2 separate regions of the Homo sapiens genome follow, and region 1 is linked to region 2. The links are chromatin loops, found by intact Hi-C in ENCODE. Cell type or tissue: PC-9. All regions are shown on one strand. Links, peaks and the distances in the headings refer to the core of each region. The heading gives the core; the rest is flanking DNA. Region 1 has its middle 9.6 kb from the start of LINC02038. Region 2 has its middle 11 kb from the start of LINC00887.

Region 1 (9,881 bases), core at 728-8,727, 470 kb before region 2:
CAGTTGAGGTATTCAGCAGCCTGAACAGGTTAAGACACTAATTACGCATACACAGCATATAACTATTCTATTGATACACATGGATTGTTCCCTTTTTTTACATCTTACAAATAATGTGTGTATTTTTGTTTTGTTTTTGTTTTTGTTTTGGACATAGGATCTCTCTGTTGCCCATACTGGAGTGCTGTGACACAATCATAGCTCATTTCAGCCTTGAACTTCTGGGCTCAAGGGATCCTATCACCTCAGCCTCCCAAGTAGCTAGGACTACAGGTGCACGCCACCACACCCAGCTAATTAAAAAAAAAAACTGTGTGTGTGTCAAGATGGGAGTCTCACTATGATGCCCAGGCTGGTCTCAAACTCCTGGCCTCAAGCAATACTCCCGCCTTGGCCTCCCAAGATGCTGGGATTACAGGCATGAACTAGGGCACTTGGCCAAACAGTGTGGTCTTGAACATGCCTATACATGTTTTTTGACACAGGCACGTATGTGTTTCTGTTTACTCTATAAACCTAGGAGTGGAATTGCTAAGATAAGCAAATGTTTAGTTTTAATGGATAACACCAGTTTCTAAAGTAGTTGTACCATGCTGGAGTTTTGCAAAAGCTTCCCAGGTGATTTTAATGAGTGTCAAGAGTTGAGAATCCTGCCCAAGACTTACTAAGGGGTGGCAAAACCAGCCCATTTTTAACCCTCACTTTGAAACCCTTCCCACTATTATCAAAAGATTGGGGACGGGAACAAGGGAGGGCATCACTGGGAGAGGTTTGTTCTCTGCCTTGTTGGGAATAAGCGAACCGGGATTTCTGTCTCTCTGCACATTGATCTCCCTTCCTCGGAACACCCCTCTTCCACTGTGTCTATGGGTGAATTCTCAGGCATTTTTCAAGGTGGAACTCAGTGTCACCCTTTCAGAAAGTCCTTCCCTACCTTATAGGCAGAATCGCCTCACCCCTGGTAAAGCGACCAGTCCACTGTGAGGCTTGTTATCCCCGTGTATTCCATCTCATGGGGTCTTCACCTTATGTGTGCGTCCTCGTTTAGACCACAGCTACCTGAACATAAGCAGGGCCGTGTCCTATGTGTCTTTTATTCTTCAAGCCTAGCATAGTCCCTCTATAAAAAGTGCTCAATAAATGCTTATTGTGATAGAAAATTCATAATGTGACTAAAATATGAATTAATAAATGCTTAAGACTACCAGCTATGAAGAAAGGATTGAGTCTTGTTCTGATTAGGTAGTATACAACAGACCATTCCAAATGCAGTGGCTTTATACAACAATGGACTATCATCCTCCCCAGCCTGTGGGTTGACTGGGTTCAGTTCCTATGTGGTTCCTGCCTGGAGTCTGGTTACAGTCAGCTGGAGGCCCAGGAAGGGATCATCTAAAGACTCAACTGGGATGGGCGTGAAAAATGGCCTCTTCCCCCACATGCGTGGGCCACAGTCGCAATGGCTGGAAGAACTGAGGCCTGAATAGGTGGCCATCCACATGTGACTCATTTAGGAGTCCTCACACCATGACAGTCTCAGGGTAGCCATACTTCTTACATGACAGTGGTTTTCCTCAAACAAGCATTCCTGAAGACCCAGGCCACACTGCAAGGCTTCCTATGACCCACTCAGAAGTCACACGGCATCACTTCTGCAGCATGCTGGTGGTCAAAAGCAAGTCACAGAGCAGGGCAGGTTCAGGAGGAGGAGACTTCACAAGGACATGGACCCATGTCCAATCAGAAACCTACATCAGGAAAGAAAAGTGAAACTTCATTACCCTAAGCATCACTGAAAGCAACACAGGGCAAAAATAAAAACTTCATGTAAAATATATATGTTTAAATAAAATACCTTAAGATATTTTAATAGGGCTTAGGGCCTCAGCTGTATATCGTATTGCACATATTATCAGGATAAACCTATAACACTTTGGGGCAAACAAACATTTGTGAGTCTCTGCAGAAGACAAGAAACTCAGAGTTTTAGAGAATGGCCAAAATCACCCCAGGGAACCTATAGGAAGCATTGCTTGTTGGTGGGGCAGCACTTTCAGCATTTGATGTAGAGCCTTATGCAGGTTTTCCTTCAGATCCCGCTTCTTAACATGTGGGCAGCTACCTGGACTGAATGAAAGGTGCTGGGAGTTAAAGACAGGCCAGGAAAACAACAACTCACAGGTAAGAATGTTCAACACATTTGTTTGTAGCAAACAAGAAAGAACCTCGGTGTCCAACAGTAGAGGACTTGTTACAAGCTGTTATGTTCTTACACAGTGGAAAATTATGCATTTGATACTGCTTAATGAATTTTAATGGCAAAGTGTACAACAAACCATCAGGTGAAAAAGGAGTCAATATACAAAAGTTTGCATGAAATATTCCAATTATGTTCAAATATGTACATGCACAGAGAAAAGGCTAAAAGGTTATATATCTTAATTTCAACAGTAGATATGTCCACATAGCAGAATTATTAAAATGTTTTAACATGTTTTACTTTGTGCTTTTTGTATTATACAAGTTCCACACAGTGAGCACATATAATTTTCATAATCAGAAAATAAAATTAAGAGTGAGATGAAACTCCAGTGGGAAGTTGGGGCTGCGTCATGGCCCCAAGGCCCCCCCAAAAGCCTTTTATCCTGGAGCTGCTAGGGATCAATATATTATCTCTTGTAGATGTGAGGCCTTATCAGCTACTACCTTAGATCAATACTGTGTGCTCTCATGTAAGTTTCTTAACTTCTCCATTCTCTGGTTATCTACTCCATCAAACAGGGGAGTTGGACAGTAGGATTAAATCTTTAGAACTTCAGAATTTACAAGCACTTTCTCTTATCCTATTCCTCTTCACAATAGCCGGATGGCAGAATCAAGGCAAGCCTTATCACTGTTTGGCCTATGGGAAAACAGGCTCAGCAAAGTCAGGTCAGTAGCCCAGGGTCACACAGATGTTAGGCAGCGGTGAGCATTCAAAACCAGGTCTTTGGGCTTTACTCCAGCAGATCTGACTGGTAAATCAGGATTCCTTTCCTAGATCAACTGTAAACTCCCATCCTGTCATAAAACTCCGGCCAAAATTTCTGCCTTCTGAGATCACATATCCTAGGACTAATGTCTTTCTTGTTTCTGTATTCCAAGGATCTTAAAGGCAGCTCTAACATCTCCTTTGAGTTATCTCCAGTTCTGTCTGCTCCTGCTCAAATGACATTGTATGGGGTCCACACACCATTTTAGAATCCCAGAATCAGAATTGGAAAATATATTTAAAGGTCATCTGTCCTAAGAAGTCCCTGTCAGTCTTTTACAGAAAGCCTCTCATCTGAAAAAGTCCCTCGACAATGCTCCCAAGGGGGTCCTTGGGCCCAGGGCCAGGGCGATGAAGTGCCCTTTCCTCTACCGAGTGGGGAGACATACACAGGTGACCTTAATTCAAAGAGGGAATGTTTGGGGCTGCAAAGTTTGAGGCCGAGTGACTCAGGCCTTTTCACAGGGACATCGTGCACAATGGAAAGATCTGAAAGTTCCAAAGGGAAAGAAAACCAGAAAGGCCAAGACAACTCACACACACAGAAAGCCAGCTTAGAACAAATCCAGAGGGCCAAGAAGAAACCTGTGGAAAAAAATCTCTCTCCTAAGAGGGCTCTATTGTGTGTACTCTGGGTCAAAAGAGCCTCGCTCTGCAGAGCGGCTCTCCCACCTGCTGGGATTCTCCAGAGGAATCCTTTTTCTTCCGTCTGAGTTCAGCAAACTTCCTGCTTCCTCTACCCAGCGCAGCGAGCCCCTCTCTGTACTGATCAGCAAGGGTGACAGGGCTTGGCAGCCATGGTGGCAGCTTGCTGGGGCACTGGCACAAAGTGACTTCGTAAATACCGCAGCTTTGATAATTTCTTGCTTCACTGGTCTCTTGGGATTCTTTCCATCTGCGTTAAGAAAACAAAAAGTTGGACCTCCCTCTGCCCACAAAGTTAGATGCTTTTATTTTGTGTAGGACTTAAAGAAATAGATATCTATTTCTATACCACTTCATTGAGTAATATATACTTTTTAATGGGGGGGTTGGCAAACATTTTTAAGTGCCCCCTCTCCGAACCTCAATGAAAGCTTTGTTAATATAGACATTTACAAAGTAAAACTTTATTCAGTTTGAAATGGAAACACTTGGTTAGAATCCCAAATGACTTGTATGCATGAAAACTGTTATGCAGAAAAAATTCCTACAATGGTTTTTTTTCCTCCAAATGAAATTCTTTTGTGTTAATAAATATTTCTTCATTTATGTCCAATCTTAGGGTGCTCACAAAGAGATCTCCTTAGGTTACATCCCTTTGTTTCTGAGATTTAATGAAAGAATTTTATGTAAGTTAAAGAAAGGAATTCTTGTTAGATTTATATATCAAAGTAAACCACAGACCTCAGTTATTTCGCCCAACTTGGCCACCCCACCCCATCTGATGTCAGAGTCTTTCTCTAATACTGTCTTGAGTCAACTGTGTGCCAGGATAGTGCCTGCTGGAAACTGGATGGAATTCTCATTTAATTATCACAACAGCCCTATGAGAGATGTGAACTCTCTGTTTTCAAATCATGAAACTAAGTCAAGAGAGCTCAAGAAATTTGTCCGCTATCACAAAGCTAAATAGGACTGTGGGACAGAAAGACTCCTAAGCCCAAGGACTTTTTAAATATTAGAACTTCTCCTTCCTATGGTCATCTAGTCACTGCTCAAACCCTCCCTACACACTGCTTTCCAGTTGGAGGCAGTTTTTGTTGTTTTATAGTGTTCTTCCCTGTCCTGAGCCTTCTTGTAAAGTCCACCTGTAAGTTCAACCACAAGCATGATTTTATACCTCAGGCAGGAACCAGATCTAGAGGGCATTCTAGGAGGAGTAGGCTAATAACCACATACTAGGAATGTGTTGTTTGCAAGCTGCAGGTCAGAAGAAGTTGAGGCTGGCATACAAGGAAGTATCATTCTAGGGCTGTGTCAGGCCAAGCCCACAGCTTCTGTGCTGTGGATAAGGATAAGGGACGCTGAGTTTTAGGAAGTATAAGGGCTGGCTGATACACGAGGGGAAAGCAGACAGTGAACCTCAACCCCCACACCACAGGCCCAGTTCACAGGAAGACAGCTCAGGAAGGAGACACAGGTTCTGATAAGATATAAGCTCCAGATCCCACCCTGCATTTGTCTGCAAGCCATTTCCTGGTTCATGGATGGCAGTGACCTGGAAATATGGACCACAGAGGTCATGATTCTAGAAATGCTGCCCTGCCTCACTAAATTCCCCAGCCAGCTACACCCTCTGCCTTCACAGCCCTTCGTATAGACTCCTTTACCACATAGTCTCATCATGAGTTGTTTTAATTAGTAGTCTCTCCTTTAGCCTATGCCCTTGTAGTTCAGGGGTTGGTAAACTATTACCCATGGGCAAAATCTATCCCACTGCCTGTTTTTGTAAATAAAGTTTTATTGGAACACAGCCATGCACATTCATTTTTATATTGGCTATGACTGCATTCTCTACAGCTTCAGAGTTGGGTAGTTGTAATAGGAACCACAAAGCCTAAACTACTTGTCACTTGTCCTTTTATAGAAAAAGTTTACCAACCCCTGTTCTTGAGAGCAAGGACAAAGTTCTATTTATCTTATATTCCCATTAGGGTCTTGTATCTCCAACATTATAGCCATACTTTTAAAATCTGTAAAATGACAGTGATATCTCTGTCACAGAGATATAGTGAAATATAAAGGAGATATTAATATATTTGGAGACAGGATATGCAAAATGCCTAGCACAGTTCCTGGCATAGGACAAATACTCAATAAGTATTTAGTGAATGAAGCAGAAGGTCAATCCACTCCAAATGAAATGATGCATGTGAGAGCACTTTGCAAACCACAAAGCTCTGTGATGCCATGGTGGGTTACTATCATCACTGTCAAATACAGAAATGTTCTGGAGCAAAGCCGGCTCTCCCCTCTGGCTTTCTTGATCCTGATCTTTTGGGTACAATCTCACATACAGTCTTAATTTAAGCGAATTCATAACCCAATTTTTACATGGATCCTATCCATCCCTCTCTCTTACCCTCTCCCTCTAGGTACTGGTTCTTAGGTTAAATCTTGAGTTCCTTACGTAAGAGTACCAAACAGTGACGGCTCTGGTGGTTCCGTACTGAGTCAGCCTACCTAAGCCCAAAGGACATTTCCCAGATTTTTCCTTCTTTCTATGGCCCTCGTTATGGTTGGCCATAAGAGAAATTGGCATGAGATTTGGAAAGCAGACCAACCATCACAACACTTGAAGGTTGGTGCAGGGCTACAGGTGCCATCACAGCTCATGAACACAAACAGACACCAGCATTTACCTACTTGCTTACCTCCTTAGCATGGAGCAGCGGCCAGTTCTGCAGCTCCCCTCAGCTCCTGCTGAGTTTTGGCTCAGGTGTGTGTGCACCCCTATGGTAAAGGGCACATACCTCTTCTATAGGGTTAGTTGTGGTGAAAGACAGGGAAAGGTTCCAGGTTGCCCTTGATCTCTCCTGTATCAGGTCCAGCTTATCTTCCTGCATCCTTCTCCCACTATTGTGAGAAGTCTAATTGCTATGGGAAATTATTTCATATCACTAAGAGTGACTCTGCCTCCCTGATGAAACCATGAGCAAGAAAACCTAAAGGATGAGTTCTCTGAATTGGTTCTGGAGTTGGCTCTCTGATCTGATTATATTTAAAAGCGTTAATGACTCTGATGCCAGTAGTAAAGGGGACCTGGTGGTAACAAAAGAGTTAATTACATTATCACCTATAAATACCTGTAATTAAGTGCCTATAGAAGGCAGGGCTTTGGATAACCAAGTAGTTGCTTCTGTACAATATTTCAGCAAAAATAAGGAAGATACAGATGTTGATAGGTAGCTTCTAGGTTACTGAAGAACTTGGAGAAAAAAAAAATTATGACTAAGTTCCCAATACAAAGACTAACTAAGGGAAATCTTTAGTTCCTGTGGCTATAGGGCAAATATTTCTGAAAATCAAACCCAAGGTCTAATTTTGGGAAGAATTATGCAAACTGAAATCACAACCTCACAGAGTATCTTATGGTAAAATTAGCACATTGATTAGGAAGAAGTGTGGTTCTGAGCATTGGGGTAGACATATGGGCAGATTCAGATGAAGCTGGGAGCTAGAACTTGAATTTTGCTGAGCCTTTTTTGCCAGTAGTAGAAGCACTCCCTTCCTAGCTAATGAGCTCACCTTGCCTAAAGAAACTGCAATGGCCTTTCACCGAGCCTGGACCAGAACAAATGACCAGAGGTGCCTTGCAAGAAACTACTGATTCTCCTTAAGACCTACCTACTCTCAATTCTTCTCATTGCTTCTAGACCTATAACTAGACTCAAGTTTCAGCAGGCTCCAGGGGTTAAAGTTTAAAGTGTGATCCATGTGAAACTGTCATATACATCAAAAGAATTATAAGCTTTTTCCATTCATAGTCACAGAAACCTGAGAAACATGTTTAGAAATGGATCTTAATGATGTTGAATCAGGGAAAGAGGAAGATAATGCTGGACCAGGCCAAAGATTTCAATACAGGTACACTGGAAAGAGATTCTGGATTCAGTGTATTACATTGAGTAACTTAGAGTGATTCTAACAGTTTGGTTCATTGACTAAAACCTAGACAAAATGGTGGCTTATACCTAGGGCAATTGAAATACTAGAACTTTCTTGATATGGAGAAAGGTACCCAAATGCTTAGGGGGACCAAAATGCTGGGGTAGATTTATTATGTGAGGCCTGCTTGCCTATCACTTTCTAATTATGTCCCCAGGAGGGGCCAGAAGACACTCCCTTCATGAAGGTATTGAGATATGGTACACAGACCAAAAGAGAAGCCCCAGTATCTGTAAAGAGCCTATGGTACGTAGTAACTATAACCAGGAATGACACGGAAACTGCTGCCACTTAAGTGCACTCCACAAATTCACGGGGATGATGGGATGCCCAGGTATCAGAAGCCAACTGGAAGACACTCAATCACCAGACATGAGGTAGTTACTGTAATGAACAGCAGAGCCAAAACATTAACTGGAATGGTTTGATCTGCAGAAGGTTGATCATGGTGTCCCTGAAACTGAAATAGATGTGTGGCCTACTCAAGTCTTACTTGATTTACGTAAGTTGAAAAGGTCTGGGTCTGGTGAAAGAGGTGATGATCACAATAGAGAATCATGACATCCCTAATTAATTCTGAGACTTCAGCCAGTTCTTATTCAAATGAAAGGGGAGTGGATCCCTTCAGGAAGGAATCTACTACTTGGCCCAAAACTTATACAGTAAATCTTTTTTCCAGCATTTCCCAAAGGAAGTTGAGGACATCTATCAGTATGGATATGTATTTGGAAAGAGAAAATTACTATGCCTTTTAGCAATTACTAGGTGTTGGCTCTAAGCTGACACTAATTTCAAGAGACTGAAAATGCCAGAATGGCCCACAGTTAGAATAGGGGTTTATGGAGATCAGGTGATCAGTGTAGGTTTTGACTTGGGTCCATCTCACAGCGGACTTGGTGTGTCCCTGAGTGTCTTGTAGTTATTTTCCAAGTTCCAGAATTGGTCATCTTAGGAACAGATATACCAAACGACTAGCAGAAGTGCCATACAGGTTTCCTTCTCCATGGGGTATGGTGAGAAAAACCAAGTGAAAGCCAGTAGAATCTCCTCTACCTACAAAAGCATAAACTAAAGAAATATCATCTTCCTGGGGGTATTGCAGAAATTGGTGCCACCATCAAGGCTTGAAAGATATAAGGATGGTATATCAAGGCTTGAAAGATAAGGATGGTGAATCCCATTCAAATTGCTTATTTGGCCCATGCCAAGACACGTAGATCTTGGAGAATAACAGTGGCTTATCATAAACTTGATTGAATGGTGACTGTAATTGCAGCTGCTTTCCCAGGTGTTATTATTTTTTTTCTGAAGAAACTAGTACAACCTCTAATAGCTCTTAATCTGACCAGTGCTTTGTTGCCACCCCCTATACCTTGATAAAGACCCACCAGAAATAGTTTGCTTTCAGGGACAGCATTACACCTTCACTGTTCTACGTCAGGTCTGTATTAACTCCCAGTCTACTGTCAAAATCTAATCCCAGGGATCCTGATAGCCTCTCCATCCCACAGAGTATCACATAGGCCTATGCCACTGATGATAGTATGATAATTGGTCCTGGTGGGCAGGAAATAGCAAATAATCTGGATACTTTGGTAAGAATAATGCAAGCAGACAGGGGAAAATGAATCCCACAAAAATTCGAGGGCCGGCCATTTTGGTGAAATGTCTATGAGTCCAGTGGTCAGAGGATGTTGATATATTCTGTCCAACATGAAGGAGAAGTTGCAGCATCTGGCCTTTCTTACCACTAAGTAAATGGCAGAATGCCTAGTGAACCTCTGGAAGCAACTTCATTTGCTCATGCTACTTCAACTCATTTATTGAGTAACCTGAAAGGCTGCCAGTTTTGAGTGCAGTCCAGAAAATGAGAAGACTTTGCAACAGATTCAGCCTACTAGGCAAGCTCCACTGCCACCTAAATGATTCAGCACATCTAATTTTGCTAAAAGGATCTGTGGCAGATAAGGAAGCTGTATAGAACTGTGCACAGGTCCCTCGAGGGGTAAGTCTCAACACAGACCTTTAGGGTTTGGACAAAACTATGCCATGCTTTGCAGATAATTATTATCCCTTTAAGAAAAGCTCCTGACTTGCTACTGGGTCTGATAAGAGATTGAATGCCTTGGTCAGGCACGGTGGCTCACACCTGTAATCCCAGCACTTTGGGAGGCTGAGGCAGATGGATCGCCTGAGATCA
Region 2 (9,881 bases), core at 771-8,770:
CATTCTGGGGTCTGGAGGACATCAGCCACCTTCCCACAGCTCCACTAGGCAGTGTCCTGGTGGGGGGTCTGTGTGGGGGATCCAACCCCCATTTCCCCTCCACACTGCCCTAGTAGAGTTTCTCTGGTGGGGGCTCCACCCCTGCAGCAGGCTTCTGCCTGGGCAGCCACCTTAGGCTTGCTGATTCATCCTCTGAAATTTAGGTGGAAGTTGCCAAGCCTCCTTCACACTTACATTCTGTGTGCCTGCAGGCTTAACACCAAGTGGAAACTGCCAAGGCTTATGGCAGCTTGCGTTCTCCAAAGCAGCAACTGGAGCTGTACCTGGGCCTGGGGTCTTTTGAGCCAGCAGAGATGTGGCAAGCAGTGTCCTGAGGCTGAACTGGACAACAGTGCCCCATACCTGGCCCCTGAACCCATTCTTTCCTCCTAGGCCCCTGAGCATGAGATGGGAAGAGCTATCTCCAAGACCTCTGAAATGCCTTTGAGAACTTTTCCCCATTGTATTGGATATTAGCATTTGGCTCCCTTTTAGTCATGCTAATGTCTCTAGCAAATGATTGCTACACTGGCTGCTTGGATTCCGCTCCTGAAAATGCTTCTTCTTTCCCTGCTGCATGGCTAGGCTACGAACTTTTATGCCCTGCTTCCTTTCATGTATAAGTTCCAACTTTAAGTCATTTCTTTACACCCATATCTGATCGTAGGCTGTTAGAAGCAGCCACGTCACTTCTTGATACTTAGAAATTTCTTCTGCCAGCTGCCACCAAATAAGTTCAACCTTCCACAAACCCCTAGGACATGAACACAATCCATCCAGGCTCTTTGCTAGGGAATAACACAGGTGATCTTTGCTTCAGCTCCCAATAACTTTCTCATTTCCATCTGAGACTTTGTCAGCTTGGACTTCACTGTCCATATCTCTATCAGCATTTTTGTCACAACCATAGATGTTCCAGACGTTCCCTCATCTTCCTGTCTTCTTCTGAGCTCTCCAGTCTCTTCCACCCTCTGCCCGTTACTCAGTTCCACATCTTTAGGTATTTTTATGGCGATACTCTATTCACTATACCAATTTTCTGTGTTAGTCCGTTTGTGCATTGCTATTAAAAATGCCTGAGACTGGGAAATTTATAAAGAAAAGAGGTTTAATTGGGTCACAATTCTGCAGGCTGTAAAAGAAGCATGGTGCCAGCATCTGGTTCTGCTAAAGACCTCAGGAAGCTTCCACTCATGGTGGAAGAAGAAAGGGGAGCAGGCACATCACATGGTGAGAGTGGGAGCAAGAGAGAGAGAAAGGGGAGGTCCCAGATGCTTAAACAACGAGATCTCACATGAACTAACTGAGCAAGAACTCATATCACCAAGAGGATGGTGCTAACCTACTCTTAAGGGATCTTCCCCCATGATCCACTCACCTCCCAGCAGGCCCCACTTCCAACACTGGGAATCACATTGCAACATGAGATTTGGAGAGGACAAAAATCCAAGCCATATCAGCCATTATTCATGCGGGCAGTCTGGGACACACAGAGACCCATAATAGCCTGTTGTGGGCACAGCATTTAGAGTCCAGATGGAGAAACTAGACAAACACATGAATAAGGGACAGAGAAATAGATATCACAAGACTGACGAGGTTTCAATGCCACGGAGGCAGTGATGACACTTGGAGCAGGCAGACACTGGAGAAATGCATGGCCATGGGTCAGGAAAACCAGAGCAGGCTTCCTGGAGGTGGTGTGGCTATCCCAGCCTAGATATGATGGAGCTTGGACATGAACCCTGGCCTGCCCGAATTTGGACCTCATACTCCTAACCACTCCTTTACCCTGTCCTCAAAGAGGGCAGGAGTGAGACCCGCCCCATGGCCCATCTGAGATCTGTAAACAGGATGTCTGGCTGGAAAAGAGGGTTCCCACGGAGACAGCCAAGGTTGAAAAGGTTGAAAAGGGCCAGGAGGGAGGGTGTTGAAGTTAAGGTTGATGAGCTCAGGCTTTATCCAGGATCCCGCAGAAAAGCCATCTGTGTTGTGATGCAGGAGTCAGACACTGATGGAAGTTTCAGGAAGACAGAATCTTTGTAGAGGCCAGCACATGGCTGGTGTGCAAAACCAGCCCTGGGGCCTGTGATGCAAGCATCATGAATGCTCTTTATATGGTTATAGCATTTTGCAGGGCTGGATTTTAACATTCTGAATTCATTTCCATTCATTCCCAAAAAGCTCTGGGAAATGACTAACTTTTAATTATTAAGTAAAAACGGGGTGCGTATTTGTTTTCCTGCTGTGGGTCTTGGTCTTTTACATTCTCTGCTACACCACTCTGTTATCAACTTTACAGAAAACAAAGAAACTGGAATTAAACATTAACCAGGATCATTGAGAATGTCACAGAAATGCACAGCCCTGGGGTTAGGACAGGGGAGGCCCCTCATTCTCTGGTTGGCTGTTCAAACAGAAAAGGAGCCTGGGAGCACGCCCCGTCTCCAAGGGACTGGGGTCGGGGGTGAGGTGATTTCAAGGTGCACTTTCCACTCCAGTCAACATTTCCTGAGTTCCTGTGTGAGGGCTGGCCTCGGTGCTAGGAATCTGGGTACACGAGGGCTGAGACAGGGTCCCAGTCCTGGAGACATTCACATCGCCTGTGAGAAGGGCCCTCACAGAGGCAGGGACAGACGGCCAAGGAAAGCAGAATGGGTAGTGATGTGTTTCATCCTAGAGGACGCAGCAATTGCTGTAGGTCTTAAAGAATCAAAAGAATCAATAGACTTTTTACTAGTAAAAAAGAGAGGGCCAACTGGGCATGGTGGCTCACACCTGTAATCCCAGCACCTTGGGAGGCTGAGGTGGGCGGATCAATTGAGGTCAGGAGTTTGAAACCAGCTGGGCCAACATGGTGAAACCCCATCTCTACTAAAAATACAAAAATTAGTTGAGCATAGTGGTGGGCACCTGTAATCCCAGTTACTCAGAGGCTGAGGCAAGAGAATTGCTTGAACCTGGGATGCAGAGGTTGCAGGGAGCTGAGATCAAGCCACTGCACTCCAACCTGGGCAACAGAGGGAGACTTCATCTCAGAAAAAAAAAAGAGGGGGAGGCAGTTCAGGCAGAGGGAACAGCATGAACGAGCAGGCAGAGGACCTGCTGCCATCCTCCTAGAAGGAAATATATCACCAGGGGTCCAGCACAACAGGAAGCCCACTAGTATTGCAAACAGAGGGAATTTAATCCAGGGGACTGGCTGCATAGATATAGGTGGTACAAAAACTGACAAGGCAAAGCAGACAGCGAGCAGACCAGTGTGCAGGGTGTGTTTGGGAAGTGACTGGTAGCCTGGTAATGGGGTGTGGGGTGTACAGCGGGGGGAGGGGTGTGTAGAGGATGGCACAGGGCTGGAAGGCAGCTTGGGAGCAGAGTGGAAAGGCTGGTCCTACGGTGCATGCTTGATTTGCAAAGTTACAGAGCCTCGTCTAAAGCATGGCCTGGTGGGCTTGAGCAGCCGTGGGAGGGTGGGCTGCTGGGCTGGCCTTGGTGGGAGGCTGCTGGGGTTGACCAGGGCAGGACTCGCCCAAGGCTGCTGCCAGAGAGGAGAGGTGGGGTGGGCTCAGAGACATTCCCAAGGCTCAGTCTTCTGGCTCAGTGACGAATTGAGTGGGGGGAGGGACGTCAACAAGTCTGAACACTCTGACCCGGTGCCATCCTCCTAGAAGGAAGTGTATCAGCCAGGGGCCCGGCCCATCAGGAACCATGCTAGTATTTCCAACAGAGGGAGTTTAATCCAGGGGACTGGTTGCATCGGTGGTATAAAAACTGAGAAGGCAAACGAGATGGTGAGCAGCCCCGAGGTGAGCAATGGGAGGACGGCGCTGCACCATTTGGAGCAGGAGGGACAGAAAAGGGAAGCAGGTGGAGCCCGGAGGCCGGGAGCTGCCCACCAGGCAGAAGCCACAGCAGACCTGCGCAGTGGGAACTGGCGCCGGGGAGGCGCAAGCCCTGCTAGAGATGCTTCCTAGAGCAGGGACCCAGGGGAGGAAATGCCCCGGCGTCTCCCCTCCGCCCACCCTCTCCTCACCTGCTATTGGCCAAACCTACCTGGAGCAAGGGACCTGGGGAGCGTAACCCTGAGATACAAGCCAGCCCGAGAAGAATGGGCATGTGTGTGGGAGCAGCGGGCCGACAGGAGCACAGGAACACCAGAGGAAGCAGCTGCGGAGAAGAGACCGTGCGTCCTGATCTGAAGATGGGAAGCGAGAGGTCCCTCCAGGAAGGAATGTCTAGTTTGCAGCAGCATAGAGAGTAGGATGGCTGGGGAGGTAGATGTGGCAGGCGCGACTGTAGCTCTCTGTCTCAGGTTTTCTCAACCCAGGGAAAAGCTGATTAATGCCTGAGTCACTCTGTCCGCGAGCTGAGCCTCCTGGGTGGGGCAGGGCAAGGTGGTATCGGGTGATTCGGGGATGTGCCAGCCTCAGGGAGGGGAGAGAGGATAGTGTGCGGGAAACAGAGCTGGCCTGGAGAGGCTGTCACGCCCACAGCATCACCCCAGTTCTGACGGCAAAGCTGTGTGACTTTGAGCAAGTGAATGATGCGCTCTGGGCTTCGATTTCCTCGTCATCACCAACCCCTGCCTCCAGCACAAGCTGCTCCACACCAGGCAACCGCCTGTAGTTGCCCAAACTCTGTGCTTCCTCAACACCCAGGCCTGCAGTAGACGCCACCCCCGACCTGGAATCTCCTTCCCCATTCCCACACGTCTTACTTTCTCCAGTCTTTCAGATTCAGTCCTAGCAGACTCCCAGCACTTTGGGAGGCCGAGGCGGGCAGATCACGAGGCCAAGAGATTGAGACCATCCTGGCCAACGTGGTGAAACCCTGTCTCTACTAAAAACTCAAAAATTAGCCGGGCGTGGTGGCGCACGCCTGTAGTCCCAGCTGCTCAGGAGGCTGAGGCAGGAGAATCGCTTGAATCCAGGAGGCGGAGGTTACAGTGAGCCGAGATCGCGCCACTGTACTCCAGCCTGGGGACAGAGTGAGATTCCATCTCAAAAAACATAAATAAATAAAAAATAAACCCCCCCCCACACACAGCAAAAACAAATCACAAAGACAAAAACGAAATCCCTTCAATGCCCATTTCCTGAATCAACTGCATCCCCCAGGAACTGCTTTGGGATTTTACTTATTATTTGGGATTATTTGTGCTCATTTCCCCTGTACCAAAAGTCAGAATCAAGTTAGCTGCGCTGTGTCTCTGTCACAAATGTCTGCTTGTATAAATAGGAGGGGGTACAAGCATGTGTCCACACACGCACACACGCCTCTCTCCGGATAAAGAGGTCTCGGGGTGAGGATTCTGGAACCCGTCCTTCCACACCTACTGCGTCTGGTCACTGTCTCCGAGGCTGACATTCCTCACGCCGAGGGATGGGCAGGCAGAAGGCTGCAGGCAGTGCGCCAGCCAGGTCAGCTTACAGCGAGCTGTCAACCCAGTCACTGACGCCTCAGCGAGGCCATAAATAACAGCGGTGAAGCTGCAGCAGGCCACCCGGGCCTCCCCCAAACCACTCCTCTGCCATCAATCTCGCCTGATGACTGCTTGGCGTTCAGGCTTCCGCGTGACCCGACCACGGCCCCAAGCGTTCTTTGGGGCGCAGTGTCCCTTCCCAGGCACGGAGTGGGTCAGCCAGGAGCACACTGCCTCGCAAGGTCCCCGTGTCCTGCCAATGTACTTTCTGGATGCTGGAGGCAGGCTGAAAAAGACTCCCATCACTCAAAACCCCACCCCTCTCAAGACCGGCTCCAGAAAGCTGAGTTCCATCCCCGTTGTTGATCCGGTCATGGTGGACTCTGTACCAGAAACGATGCCACACAGCAACTGCTGCCCTCCGCCATGCAGCAGCGACTCACCCTGTGCCCAGGCTGCTCTTGTGTTCTTTGCAATGTGAGTGGGCAAAAGCCGACATATAAGGCAGCTCTTCCGCTCAGACTCCTTTTGTCCCGCCCTCAGCGGCAGGGACCTTATGTCCACGCCCTTGGTTCTGAGGCTCCAACTCTCACCACCCTAAAACATCCACCTAAAATCACAGACCACCACACATACACCCACACACCACATACACACACACCACACACACCATACACCCACACACCCGACACACAGACCACACACACACCACATACACACTACACACACACACCATACACACACACACCCGACACACAGACCACACACACACACATACACACTACACACACACACACACACACACCAGACACATACACCCACACACCACATACACACACACACACACACACACACCGACACACAGACTACACACACACCACATACACACACTACACACACACCACATACACACACACTACACATACAAAACACACCCGCCACACACACCACATACACACACACTACACACACCATACACACACACCACACACCACATACGCACACACACCACACACCCCACATAGACACACATACCATACACACACACCAGACACATGCACACCACACACACCACACACCACATACACACACTACACACACACCATACACACACCAGACACACACACCATACACCACACACATCACACACTACACACACACCAAACACATACACACACCACATACATACCACACACACATGCACACTCGCACACCACACACACACCACACAGATACACACCACACATACCACACAACACACACACATACACCCCCACACACATACACCACCACACCACACACATATACACCACACAGACCACATGCACCACACACACCATACACACATCACACACACACACCACACATACATACACCACATACACTACACACACCACACACACCACACGCACACTCACACACCACACCCCCCACATACTACACACACCACACATATTTACATGCACACACACACACACACACACACTTCCTCACTCACAAGCTCTCTCCTGAACTCTTGGGATTTGATTTCTGTAAAATGCTCACATGTCCCCACTCTACCAGCTAATGAGATAATTCCGTGATCTCATCAGCCTTCTAATAGGATTTTCATCACATCTCTCTGGATAAAAGCTATCTAAAGGCTCACCAAATGGTCCCTAGGCATTGCACTCTTTATCAGTACCCCCACTCCATCAAGTTAAGCTTCTGTGGCCACAGGGTGGCAGGAGGGAGGGGTCTTCCAGAGTCAAACCCCCTTACATCTGGGGAACTGAACTCCAAAGAGGCAGTGACTTCTGAAGGTCACAGGGTCAGATGGGGGCCCATCCGTCCAGAGTACGGTGCGTCTGGGGAAGAAGTAACCAAATCCAGTCCTTCCCCGAGGGGACAGAGGGCACACACGGGGAAGCCACGCCCCAGTCCAGGGCCACACAGAGGGGGCCTGTGGTGGACCCTGGTGGTGCTCCTGCAAGCCCCCCACCGGACCCCTTCCTGCGTCCGGCCCTTCCCCAGCCCCGGGGGGCTTCCATGGCTAACCCAGGCGCCTGCGACTTGCTTTGGGGCCCTGTCCTCAGGCCATTGCAGGGAAGTGGGGAGCAGCCTTTAGCCGTGGCGGACTGGGGAGGGGTCTAAAAGCCCAGCTCCCTTGCCTGAGTTGGGGCAAACTCTGAGAAATAATTTATACTCCAGAACTTTCCTGCGGGATCTAGCTAGGGCTTGTTCTTCCCGGGAAACTGTACCAGCGTGGCTTCCCCCAGCCCACCCGGGCTGCGCACTCCCGGCCTCCTTACTAGTTCCTCCTGGGATCATCTCCCTTCAATAAATCACCTGCGTCTGGGCCCTTAACGACTGCCTCCGGGGAGCCTGACCTAAGACACCAGGAAACGTGTGTGGAACAAACCGAAGGGCTCTGAGGATAACATCAGCCAGGGAGAAGAGCAAGTGGAATGGAGCACGGAGCACATGGTTAAAGGAAAAGGTTCGGGCAGAGGAGGAGCCTCGCCCGAAGGAGGGATGGAGAAGACACTGCACTTACACATCCACACACACAGCACACACCACACAACCACACACACAATCACACATACCGCACACACAACCACACACAATACACACCACACAACCACACACACCACACACAACCACAAACACCACACACCACACACAACACACACAACCACACACACAACACAACACACAACCACACACAACATACAACACACACAACCACACACCACACAACCACACACTGCAACCACACACACAATACACACAACACACAGCACACACCACACACAACACACAGCACACACCACACAACCACACACAGTCACACATACCACACACACCACACAACCACACACACAATCACACATACCACACACAACCACACACACAACACAGACACACAACCACACACACACCACACACCACACACAACCACACACCACACACAGCCACACACCACGCACAACCACACAACCACACACCACACACAACCACACACACAACACACACCACACACACAACCATACACAACCACACACAACACCATATAATCACACACACAATCACACATACCACGCACCACACATAACACACACCACACGACCACACACCACACAACCACACACACCACACACAACCACACATACCACACAACCACACCACACACCACACACACAACCACACAACCACACACCACACACCACACACAACCACACACACCACAACCACACACACAACACACACAACCACACACCACACAACCACACCCACCACAACCACACACACCTACACACACCACACACAACCACACAACCCCACACACAACCACACACAACCACACAACCACACACCACACACCACACACAACCACACAACACACAAACACACAACACACAACCACACACAACACACACCACACACAACCACACACCACACACAACATACACAACCGCACACACAACACACAACCACACAACACACAGCACACACAACCCCACACACACCACACAACCACACACCGCAACCACACACACAACACACACAACACAGCACACAGCACACAACCACACAGTCACATATACCACACACACAACACACACCACACAACCACACACCACACACACAATCACACATACCACACACACAACACACACAACCACACACACCACACACAACCACACAACCACACACAACACAATCACACATACCACGCACAACCACACATAACACACCACACAACCACACACCACACATACCACACACAACCACACATACCACACAACCACACACCACACGCACCACACACAACCACACAACACACCACACACCACACACAACCACACACCACACAAACATACAACACACAACCACACACCACACACACAACCACACAACCAACCACACACCACACACACCCACACACACCAACACAACACACAACCACACACCACACACACAACCACACAACCACACACCACACACAACCACACACACAACCACACACACCACACACAGCTACACACACCACATACACTACACACACAACCACACACACCACACACACACAACCACACAACGGTGTGGCTGAAGCCAGCAGAAATGAAAAGTCCTCTGGTACCTCCCCTTCAAACAGCTCACACTCATGCGGGTCACTGTGGCACGGCGCCCTCACACGCGCATCCGCAGAGCGCACCTGTCCCAGCGTGGCCAAGACCGCCTCTTTCACCCAGGGCCCTCTGTGGACGTTAGTCTGCTCTGAGTCACCCCTGGATAACTGAGGACTTGCCTGTCAAGTATGAAACATTTAGCACGTACAGTCCTTTGAGTGGAATTAGAGTGGAAGAGTGTAACTCAGCGTGTAAGAGTTGCCTGCTGCTGCTTTGAACAGAGGGTAATTGCAGCAGATGCCTTC

Evidence for each region. A loop is a pair of places that touch in the nucleus more often than their neighbours do. Peaks named below come from ENCODE experiments on the same cell type or tissue, not always from the same donor. Only the 100,000 strongest peaks of a DNase experiment are listed, where the experiment ranks them.
Region 1: a loop joins it to region 2, with 8 times the contacts of the local background. A loop is called at or near these places in 4 of 110 quality-filtered maps.

The regions. Positions count from the first base shown.
Region 1 is chr3:193,848,692-193,858,572 of GRCh38, forward strand. No RefSeq gene overlaps it. Among named protein-coding and RNA genes, the nearest start is that of LINC02038, 9.6 kb to the left of the region's middle. In PC-9, for the core only: no CTCF peak of the experiment used is centred there; DNase peaks (open chromatin) are centred at 3,010, 3,820, 5,170 and 5,270; H3K4me3 peaks cover 2,044 bases; H3K27ac peaks cover 6,261 bases.
Region 2 is chr3:194,318,493-194,328,373 of GRCh38, forward strand. No RefSeq gene overlaps it. Among named protein-coding and RNA genes, the nearest start is that of LINC00887, 11 kb to the left of the region's middle. RefSeq lists a silencer at 2,248-2,542 and enhancers at 2,248-2,542, 3,711-4,910. In PC-9, for the core only: CTCF peaks have their summits at 3,944 and 4,152; DNase peaks (open chromatin) are centred at 3,719, 3,999, 4,439, 5,959 and 1 weaker place; H3K4me3 peaks cover 4,188 bases; H3K27ac peaks cover 5,155 bases.